2 separate regions of the Homo sapiens genome follow, and region 2 is linked to region 1. Evidence: read pairs that join two places in POLR2A ChIA-PET (ENCODE). Cell type or tissue: MCF 10A. All regions are shown on one strand. Links, peaks and the distances in the headings refer to the core of each region. The heading gives the core; the rest is flanking DNA.

Region 1 (5,368 bases), core at 263-5,262:
TTTTGTAGAGACAGGGTCTCATTATGTTGCCCAGGCTGGTCTCAATCTCCTGGCCTCAAGTGATCCTCCCACCTCCCAAAGTGTTGGAATTACAGGTGTGAGCCCGGCTTAGCCCCATGTTCTTAACAATCCTTACATCCTCAGGGGCTGAGCGTGAGCCCCAGGACTGCGCCAGCCAGCTCACCTCAGATGCGGTGTTTGCATCTGATTTGCCGGTTAAAGTCTCCATGTGTTAAATTTGCATTTCCCTTGTTATTACGATATTAGGTTTTATTCCCAATACTCAGAGCTAGAATACATGGCTCAAAGTGATTCACGGAGGCATGCAGGAGTCATGTGATCCCACCACGTGGAACGATCTTGTAAACATAAACAAGGGGCAGGGGAGCCATGCAAATGCAGAGAGGGTCCCCTGCCAGCTAATCCGCAGGTGCAACTGGAAAGAGTAAGCAGGCAGGACAGCCAGGAGCCTGACTGGACAGGCGGGACAGCAGGGACTGACTGGCTCCCACCTAACCCCAGCTCCTGGCAGTGGCTGTGATGCTGCTGTGAGTGCAGAAGAGGCCAGGAGCTCTTTTTTTTTTTTTCCTTTTGAGACAGAGTCTCGCTCTGTCGCCCAGGCTGGAGTACAATGGTGCGATCTCGGCTCACTGCAACCTCTGCCTCCTGGGTTTAAGTGATTCTCCTGCCTCAGCCTCCTGAGTAGCTGGGATTACAGGCATGTGCCACCACGCCCGGGTAATTTTTGTATTTTTAGTAGAGACGGGGTTTCACCATGTTGGTTAGGCTGGTCTCGAACTCCTGACCTCATAATCAGCCTGCGTTGGCCTCCCAAAATGCTGGGATTACAGGCGTGAGACGCTGTGCCCGGCCAGGAGCTCTTTTTCGAAGTGGGCGCTTTGTCTTCTCTAAATTCATAGGGGTTTTTTTTTTCCAGAACAAGCAAAAAATAATTATTTGCAGCAGAAAACGGATTAATTTTTACACTAAAGGCAGAGATGTCCAAATTATAGAGACACCATTCAATGTCCCCTTCCCTCTGGCAAGAAAAGAGAAACAGGTCACACTGTGCTGAGAAGGCAGGAAAACCTGCTTGTTGTGACTGAATTATGTCCCTCCAGATCCACTGGCTGAAACCCTAACTCCCAGTACCTCAGAATGGGACCGTATTTGGAGAGAGGGTAAAGGGGTATTTAAGTTCAAATAAGGTCATATGGGTGAGTATTTAAGTTTTTTAAAAAAGGCCATACTATCCTTATGAGAAGAGATTAGGCTGGGCGTGGTGGCTTACTCCTGTAGTCCCAGCACTTTGGGAGGCCAAGGCAGGCATATCACTTGAGCCCTGGAGTTCGAGACCAGCCTGGGCAACATGGCAAGACCTCATCTCTACAAAAAAATATGAAAATTAGGGCTGGGTGCTGTGGCTCACACCTGTAATACCAGCACTTTGGGAGGCCAAGGCGGGTAGATCACCTGAGGTCAAGAGTTCGAGACCAGCTTAGCCAACATGGTGAAACCCTGTCTCTACTAAAAATACAAAAATTAGCCGGGCGTGGTGGCAGGTGCCTGTAGTCCCAGCTAGTTGGGAGGCTGAGGCACGAGAATTGCTTGAACCGGGGAGGCAGAGGTTGCAGTGAGCTAAGATTGCACCACTGCACTCCAGCCTGGGCACCAGAGTGAGACTCCATCTCAAAAAAGGAAAAAAAAATTAACTGGGCACTGTGGCATGTGCCTGTGGTCCCTGCTACTAGGGGAGCTAAGGCGGGAGGGGCTTGAGCCTGGAAGGTCAACGCTGCAGTGAGTCAAGATTGCACCACTGCACTCCAGCCTGGGTGACAGAGCGAGAACCTGTCCCCCCAAGAAAAGAAGAAGAAGGGATGAGGACATAAACACACACAGAGGGAAGGCAGCACAAAGACTCGGGAATGAGAAGGTGGCCATCTCCAAGTCAAGGACAGAGGCCTCAAAAGACACCAACCCCACTGACACCCTGATCTTAGACTTCTGGCCTCTAGAGTTGTGAGAAAATAAATTTCTATTATCACAGTGGTGCACACCTGTAGTCCCAGCTACTCAGGAGACTGAGGCAGGAGGATCGCTTGAGCCCAGGAGTTTGAGGCTGTAGGGCTCTGTGATTGCATTTATGAATATCCCCACCGCCCTCCTGCCTGGCAAAACAGTAAGACTCTGTCTCTTTAAAAGATAAATAAATAAATAAATATTAAAGTAAACTGTTGTTTAATCTACCCAGTCTGTGGTATTTTGTTACGTCAGCCTAAGCTGACTCATACAGTGCCCCAGAGTTCATCTCAGATATTATGTTCAGAAAGTATGATGTTCTATTAGCAAATTTTTTTTTTTTTTGAGAGGAGTTTTGCTCTTGTTGCCCAGGCTGGAGTGCAATGGTGTGACCTTGGCTCACCACAACCTCCGCCTCCCAGGTTCAAGTAATTCTCTTGCCTCAGCCTCCCGAGTAGCTGGGATTACAGGCATGCACCACCACGCCCAGCTAATTTTTGTGTTTTATAGTAGAGACGGGGTTTCTCCGTGTTGGTCAGGCTGGTCTCGAACTCCCGACCTCAGGTGATCCACCCCGCCTCGGCCTCCCAAAGTGCTGAGATCACAGGCGTGAGCCACCGTGCCCGGCAGCAAATTTTTTTTTTTGAGACAGGTCTTGCTATGTTGCCCAGGCCGGTCTCGAACTCCTGGGCTCAAGCAATCCTCCTGCTTCAGCTTCCCAAAGTGCTGGGATTTGCCACGTGCAGTGGCTCACGCCTGTAATCACAGCACTTTGGGAGGTTGAGGCGAGTGGATCACCTGAGGTCAGGAGTTCGAGACCAGCCTGGTTAACATAGTGAAACCCCGCCTCTACTAAAAATACAAAAAAAAATTAGCTGGCCATGGTGGTGGGGCAGGCGCCTGTATTCCTATCTACTTGCAAGGCTGAGGCAGAGGGATCGCTTGAACCCGGGAGGCGGAGGTTAAGATCGCACCACTGCACTCCAGCCTGGGCAACAGCACAAGACTCTATCGCAAAAAAAGAAAAAAAAAAAAAAAGAAAGAAAGTCATCAGTCCAAAGTGCTGGGATTACAGCTATGAGCCACAGTGCCCAGCCCAATGACTAGCAATATTTTGACATTTTGACAAAGCTACCAATGTCTTGGCTCTCAGCCCCTATGCAGAGCAGGAGTGAGGGAGGAATGTTTGATGACTTTGTTCTGCTTATCACTGAGCACCCAAGCTCAGGGAAGGGCTGTGCGTGCGTGTGTGTGTGCGCGTGTGTGTGTTTATCCATGGCCCTGCAAATCAGGAGCCCAGGCTATGTGGCCCCTCCAGCATGAGTGCTGCTTCTCGATTTGACCAGGCTGAGGATCAAGTCAATGATTTTTTTTTTTTTGAGACAGAGTTTTGCTCTTGTCACCCAGGCTGGAGTGAGATCTCCAATGGTGAGATCTTGGCTCCTAGGTTCAAGTGATTCTCCTGCCTCAGCCTCCCGAGTAGCTGGGATTACAGGTGCCCACGCCTGGCTAATTTTTGCATTTTTCGTTTTTTTTAGTTTTTTGTTGTTCTTGTTGTTTGTTTTGAGACAGAGTCTTGCTCTGTCATCAGGTTGCGGTGCAGTGGCACGATCTTGGCTCACTGCAACCTCCGACTCCCCAGTTCAAGCGATTCTCCCGCCTCAGCCTCCCAAGTAGCTGGGATTACAGGCACACACCACCACACTCAGCTAATTTTTTTGTAATTTTAGTAGAGACAAGGTTTCACCATGTTGGCCAGGATGCTCTCGATCTCCTGACCGCGTGATACGCCCGCCTCGGCCTCCCAGAGTGCTGGGATTACAGGCGTGAGCCACCTCACCTGGCCAATAATGTATTTTTAGCTACATCTAAATGCTTTGCCAGAGAAAGAACCTTCTCCAAAGCCAAATGTCACCAGAGAGAGGCTTAAAACTCAGCTAGCCAGGCACACGCCCGGGTCAAGAGGGTGACGTGCTGCTGGTGCGTCGCCAGGACCACACCATGGGCAGCCTCCTGAGGAAACATCACCAGCTTCTGAGGCCAGCTTTTACCCGAACACCCAGAAGGGTCCCGTCTTAGCCCATCTGGGCAGGTGTGACAAATACCCCAGGACCAGGAGGCTTCTAAACAACAGACACTTCATTCTCAAAGTCCTAGAGGCCGGAAAGTCCAAAAGTCAAGGCACTGGCAGATTCTGTGTCCCGTTCAGAATTAGTCATTCTATTTATATATTTATTTTTAGGCCAGGCACGGTGGCTCACGCCTGTAATCCCAGCACTTTGGGAGGCCAAGGTGGGCAGATCGCTTGAGCCCGGGAGTTCAAGACCAGCCTGAGTAACATAGTAAGACCTCATCTCCACAAAAAATCAAAAAAATTAGCCAGGCATGGTGGCATGTGCCTGTAGTCCCAGCTACTTGGAAGGCTGAGGCAGGAAGATCACCTGAGCCTGGGAGGTTGAGGCTGCAGTGAGCCATGATTGCAACACTGCACTCTAGCCAGGGCAACAGAGGGAGACCCTGTCTCAAAAAAAATGTAAAGAAAGGCCAGGCGCGGTGGCTCATGCCTGCAATCCCAGCGCTTTGGGTGGCCAAGGTGGGTGGATCACTTGAGGTCAGGATTTCGAGACCAGTCTGGTCAACATGGTGAAACCTTGTCTCTACTAAAAATACAAAAAATTAGCTGGGCACGGTGCCATGTGCCTGTAATCCTAGCTGCTGGGGAGGCTGAGGCAGGAGAATCACTTGAACCCGGGAAGCAGAGGTTGCAGTGAGCTGAGATCGCACCACTGCACTCCAGTCTGTGAGACAGAATGAGATCCCGTCTTTAAAAAAAAAAAAAATGTAAAGAAAAAAAAAACCTGAAAAATCCCCTTCAGTCCAGAACCCCCGAGCCATGCGTCATGGGGCTGTGGCTGATTTTTAATCTGCTGGTCTTGTGCGTTTGCAGAGGGACTTTGCCAGAACTGGAGTAATTTGGTTAAGGCCGAAGCTCAGTGGACACAGACAGCTTGTCCTGGGTCCTGGGAGGGTGACAGGAGGAGGCTGCAGGTTCCCAGAACCACAGCCCTCACAGCTGGAGGGGGATTGGGAGAGACCCCCTCCCTGCACAGCCCCCAGTAACCAGTGTGTCACCCCAAGCCTGGGAGGGAAGGATGATTACTCTTCCTAGTTTACAGACGAGGAAACTGAGGCTCTGAACAGCCCACAGTCTCACAAAGAATGAGCAGCTGAAAGATGCTAACCAGGCCTGTTGGAGTCCACAGCCTCGTCTGCCTCTCGGGACAGGTGCTGCCACTGAACGAGGTGGCTGAGCTGATCCGGGGTGCCCTCTCCCCAATACCTCTTTCCC
Region 2 (5,368 bases), core at 264-5,263, 120 kb after region 1:
ATGGGGTTTTACCCTGTTGGCCAGGCTGGTCTCGAACTCCTGACCTCAGGTGATCCACCCACCTTGGCCTCCCAAATTGCTGGGATTATAGGCGTGAGCCACTGCACCGGGCCTACAACCAGCTAACTTTTTATATTTTTTGTAGAGATGGAGTTTCACCCTGTTGCCCAGGCTGGTCTTGAACTCGTGGACTCAAACTGTTCACCTGCCTCCGCCTCTCAGAGTGTTGGGATTACAGGCTGGAGCCACTATGCCCAGCCCCCTTTTAGGGCCTTCAGGAGACTGAGATGTCGGGGGCAGGGGCTGGGGAGGAACAGCCCCTCAGGGCCGTGTGGCAGGGTCCACTTGGTCATGAGGTATCCCAGCGTGGTATAAGGGATGGGTGGACTCTGGGTCAGCTCCTCACCTGCCAGCTGTGTGACTGGGTGAGTCGCTTTGCCTTTCTGGGCTGTTTCCTCATCTGCGAAATGGTGGTGATGACAGTGCCTACCACACGGGGTTGCTGCGAGAGCCGTGCCCGTGTGGTACCCGACGTGGCCCTGGGATCCCAGAGGCTGTTGGCTTTGGTGATCTGAGCTGTAGGGTCTCAGCTCTGGGGGCCTTGCAGATCACCTGGTCCACTCAGGTTGAGAGGGGAAGGGACTTTCTCGGGGTCACACAGCCAGTGACCTTCCCAGTGCCTGGCTCAGTGCTTCGCTTCCCCTTACACCTGATGGCAGAACCCCAGGGCTCAGGGACACTCATGGATGTCATTTGGGGGAAGTGGCTCAGTTTACTCAGCTTCACTGGCTTGTTCTAGTGTGCTCTGTGGGAGAGCAAAGAGGAGAGCATCAATCCCAGTGGCCCCAAGGGACTGGATTTAAAGGTGCCATAGAGCCATTTGGTCAGTGTAGGCCTTTCAGATAGATTCTGAGTTGGGGTTATTATTTGTCTGTTTGTCTAAATCAAGCTAGAACTTGACATCACTTAATAAGACCAGGGAAGTTGACTGAAGGAAGCAAGAGAAGGAAGGAGCACAAATACATTATGCTCAAGATTAATTTTACTCTGAGCTTCCTAGTAGCCAAAGTGAAAAAGGATATGTGCTTAGACCCACAGCTCTTTTTGGTCCTGGCTCTTCAGAGGAAATGGAGCTTTTTCTCATGGTACTGAGCATAGAAGCCCAGGTAATGCTCAGTGACAGGTGTCATGAGGCTGGTCTTTATAGCTTCTCCTAGTGGGCACCAAAATGGATGATGAAGCTTTCTGGATGAGGGTGGTGGGGAGAGGGTGCTCCTGGCAGAGGGGGCAGCGTGAGCAGAGGCCTGGTAGTGTGGACAAGCCGGTGTGTTTGGGGAAAGGCAGGCTCCTGCACTGACCCCGCGGGTCCTGTCGTTTCAGTTGGGCCATATGGTGCTCTTCCCAGTCTGGTTCCTGTACAGTCTGCTCATGAAGCTGTTCCAGCGCTCCACGCCAGCCATCACCCTCGAGAGCCCGGACATCAAGTACCCGCTGCGGCTCATCGACCGGGAGGTGAGTGCCGGCCGCCGCCGCTGCCTCGTCAGCATCACAGCATTGCCCAGCACCTACTCTGTGCTCAGGGCATGGTCCTGCTCTGAAGTAGATACTGTTGTCCACCCATTTTACAGATGGAGAAAGCAAGGTGATGTCTCTTGCTAAGGCCACCAGGAAGTAGCAGAGGAATTTAAACCCTGGTCTCTCTGTCCACAGAGCCCCTTCTCTGAACCACACTCACTGCCTCATGCAAGGTCAGAATGGAAGGAACCCCTCAGAACTTTTAGGTTCAATCCCCCATTTATGGGGTAGGAATGCAGGGGGTGAGAGATTTGAAGATAAGGTCTCCTCCCTCCTCCCCCTCCCCCAGAGTCATTCCCCACAGCCTGGTACTACTGGACCTGGACACCTTTCACATCTGTGCAGATTCCCTGGGTGCTCTGAGCTGTGTGGGCTTCCTCTGCCCTGTTTGATTCTTACTTTCTTTCATTAGTGAGTTCATACTTTTTTTTTTTTGAGACAGAGTCTTGCCCTGTGTCCCAGGCTGGAGTGCAGTGGTGCGATCTCCGCTCACTGCAACCTCTGCCTCCCCAGGCTCAAGTGATTCTCCTACCTCAGCCCCCTGAGTAGCTGCGATTACAGGCGTGAGCCACCGCGCCCAGCCTAATTTTTGTATTTTTTGTAGAGGTGGGGTTTCGTCCTGTTGCCCAGGCTGGTCTCAAACTCCTGGGCTCTAGTGATCCCCGCACCTCCACCTCCCAAAGTGTTGGGATTACAGGCATGAGCCGTGGTGCCCGGCCTGACTCCTTTTTTTCAAAGCTCTGATTATGATTTAAAACCATCCTCTCCCTCTTTTGCCTTGCCCCCAGTAAAGGCTGCTTCCATCGGTCACTTGCCCTCTTCAGAGCCCCTCCCTTGCTCTATTTCTGGCCACCCCCAGCAGGCACAGGAGGGGTGTGGCAGGGAAAACTGAGTCACAGCAGAGAACATCATCTGCCAGGGCCCAAGTCTCCACCCTGGGCTTGTGCCTGGTGCCTCTGACTCAGGCTTCACAGGAATCTCAGGCTTCCATGGCACGGAGCTGGCCGTTTCCTGTAACTGTTGGGGCAAGTGTCTGTAATTGTCCCAGGAGCTCACAGAGAAGTTGACAACCAGAGAGAAGCAAAAAAATACAAAATGAAAAGTAAATTATTGGCCAGGCACGGTGGCTCATGCCTGTAATCCCAGCACTTTGGGAGGCCGAGGCCGGTGGATCACCTGAGGTCAGGAGTTCAAGACCAGCCTGGCCGACATGGTGAAACCCCATCTCTACTAACAATACGAAAATTAGGCCAGGCGTGGTGGCTCACACCTGTAATCTCAGCACTTTGGGAGGCCGAGGAGGGCAGATCATGAGGTCAGGAGATCGAGACCATCCTGGCTAACACGGTGAAACTCTGTCTCTACTAAAAATACAAAAAATTGGCCGGGCGTGGCTGGGCTCACACCTGTAATCCCAGCACTTTGGGAGGCTGAGACAGGCGGATCACAAGGTCAGGAGATTGAGACCATCCCGGTAACACGGTGAAACCCTATCTCTACTAAAAATACAAAAAATTAGCCAGGCGTGGTGGCAGGCACCTGTAGTCCCAGCCGCTGGCGAGGCTGAGGCAGGAGAATGACGTGAACCTGGGAGGCGGAGCTTGCAGTGAGCCGAGATTGCGCCACTGCACTCCAGCCTGGGTGACAGCAAGACTCCGTCTCAAAAAAAAAAAAAAAAAATTAGCTGGGCGTGGTGGCAGGCACCTGTAGTCCCAGCTACTCCAGAGGCTGAAGCAGGAGAATGGCGTGAACCTGGGAGGTGGAGCTTGCAGTGAGCCGAGATCGTGTCACTGCACTCCAGCCTGGGCTACAGAGCAAGACGCTGTCTCAATCAATCAATCAATCAATCAATATGAAAATTAGCCGGGCGTGGTGGCAGATGCCTGTAATCCCAGCTACTCCAGAGGCTGAAGCAGGAGAATGGCGTGAACCTGGGAGGTGGAGCTTGCAGTGAGCCGAGATCGTGCCACTGCACTCCAGCCTGGGCTACAGAGCAAGACGCTGTCTCAATCAATCAATCAATCAATCAATATGAAAATTAGCCGGGCGTGGTGGCAGATGCCTGTAATCCCAGCTACTTGAGAGGCTGAGGCAGGAGAATCGCTTGAACCTGGGAGGCAGAGGTTGCAGTGAGCCAAGATCACACCATTGCACTCCAGCCTGGGTGACAAGAGCGAAACTCTGTTTCAAAAAAATAAAAAATAAAAAGCAAAAAAAAGTAAATCACCACCTCCCAGATGAGACCACACTTAACCTTGCGATATGATTTTTTGTTTGTTTGTTTGTTTTTGAGATGGAGTTTTGCTCTCGTTGCCCAGGCTATAGTGCAATGGTGTGATCTCGGCTCACTGCAACCTCTGCCTCCCAGGTTCAAGCGGTTCTCCTGCCTCAGCTTCCCAAGTAGCTAGGATTACAGGTGCCCACCACCACGCCCTGCTAATTTTTTTTTTTTTTGTATTTTTAGTAGAGTCAGGGTTTCAACATGTTGGCCAGGCTGGTCTCGAACTCCTGACCTCAGGTGATCCACCCGACTTGGCCTCTCAAAGTGCTCGAATTACAGGCGTGAGCCACCGTGCCTGGCCCTGTGATATGTTTTATACTTATGTAAGCAGGCACACATGTTTTTTTCTTACCCAAATGAAATAATAACATTTTGAAACCTGTTTTTTAACGGTATTTTCCCTTGTTATTGTTATTGGTGGGTTGTTTTGTTTTTGTTTGTGTTTTTTTAGAACAAGGTCTCGCTCTGTCACCCAGGCTGCTTTCTGCAACCTCAAACTCCTGGGCACAAGCCTTCTGAGTAGCTGGGACCATGTGCATGCACCACTATGCCTGGCTCTGTTACTGTCGTTCCTTTTTGTTGTTGTTGAGATGGACTTTCGCTCTTGTTGCCCAGGCTGGAGTGCAATGGCACAATCTCGACTCACCGCAACCTCCACTTCCCAGGTTCAAGTGATTCTTCTGCCTCAGCCTCCCAGGTAGCTGGGATTATAGGCATGCGACACCATGCCCAGCTAATTTTGTATTTTTAGTAGAGATGGGGTTTCTCCATGTTGGTCAGGCTGGTCTCGAACTTCGACCTCAGGTGATCCGCCCGCCTCGACCTCCCAAAGTGCTGGGATTACGGGCATGAGCCACCACGTCTGACCCTACTGTTTCTTAATTCCAGAAATAATGTATGATTTATATGTGCTCACAGCAAAAACTCTGTAAGGTATGACCTCCACCCCTGCCCCATTGCCGCATCCCAGGGCCCCGTGCAGAGGGCCCAGGTCACAGCTCAGCGTGAGCCTGCCAGACCCTATGTGGGTATCACGTTCATACACGGGTGTGTGGAGGTGCGGGTGTGTGCACACTCAGTTTCTTTTTTTGATAACCTGGTTTTGTAGCCAGCCATACAACATGGATCCTTTTAGTATTTCATCATAGGGATGTTACACAAGGGAGCATGTGGCAGATGTCCTAGGATTGCAGCTTTGCCCCCTCATTGTGCCCATGGTGGCTTTGCGGGGTCCGCAGCGGGCCTGCTCTGGGTGCTCTGTGCTTTGCCCCACCCTGCTGCCCTACTAGAGGTTGGCCAGCACCATAATTGTTCATCTCTTGTCCTCATTTCTATTCTTTTTTTTGAGACAGAGTTTCACTCTTGTTGCCCAGGCTGGAGTGCAATGGTGCGATCTCAGCTCACTGCAACCTTGCCTCCCAGGTTCAAGTGATTCTCCTGCCTCAGCCTCCTGAGTAGCTGGGATTACAGGCATGCGCCACCACGCCTGGCTAACATTGTAGTTTTAGTAGA

Evidence for each region. ChIA-PET counts read pairs that join two places held together with the same protein. Peaks named below come from ENCODE experiments on the same cell type or tissue, not always from the same donor. Only the 100,000 strongest peaks of a DNase experiment are listed, where the experiment ranks them.
Region 2: POLR2A ChIA-PET joins it to region 1 with 14 read pairs; 6 of 35 experiments call an interaction of 5 or more read pairs at or near these places.

What each region holds. Positions count from the first base shown.
Region 1 is chr22:42,752,695-42,758,062 of GRCh38, reverse strand. No RefSeq gene overlaps it. Among named protein-coding and RNA genes, the nearest start is that of A4GALT, 35 kb to the right of the region's middle. In MCF 10A, for the core only: no CTCF peak of the experiment used is centred there; DNase peaks (open chromatin) are centred at 2,272 and 3,152.
Region 2 is chr22:42,632,859-42,638,226 of GRCh38, reverse strand. CYB5R3 (cytochrome b5 reductase 3) reads left to right here. Exons shown (of 9, transcript NM_000398.7): 2 at 1,381-1,512. Among named protein-coding and RNA genes, the nearest start is that of ATP5MGL, 5.1 kb to the left of the region's middle. RefSeq lists enhancers at 939-1,474, 1,475-2,012. In MCF 10A, for the core only: no CTCF peak of the experiment used is centred there; DNase peaks (open chromatin) are centred at 436 and 2,506.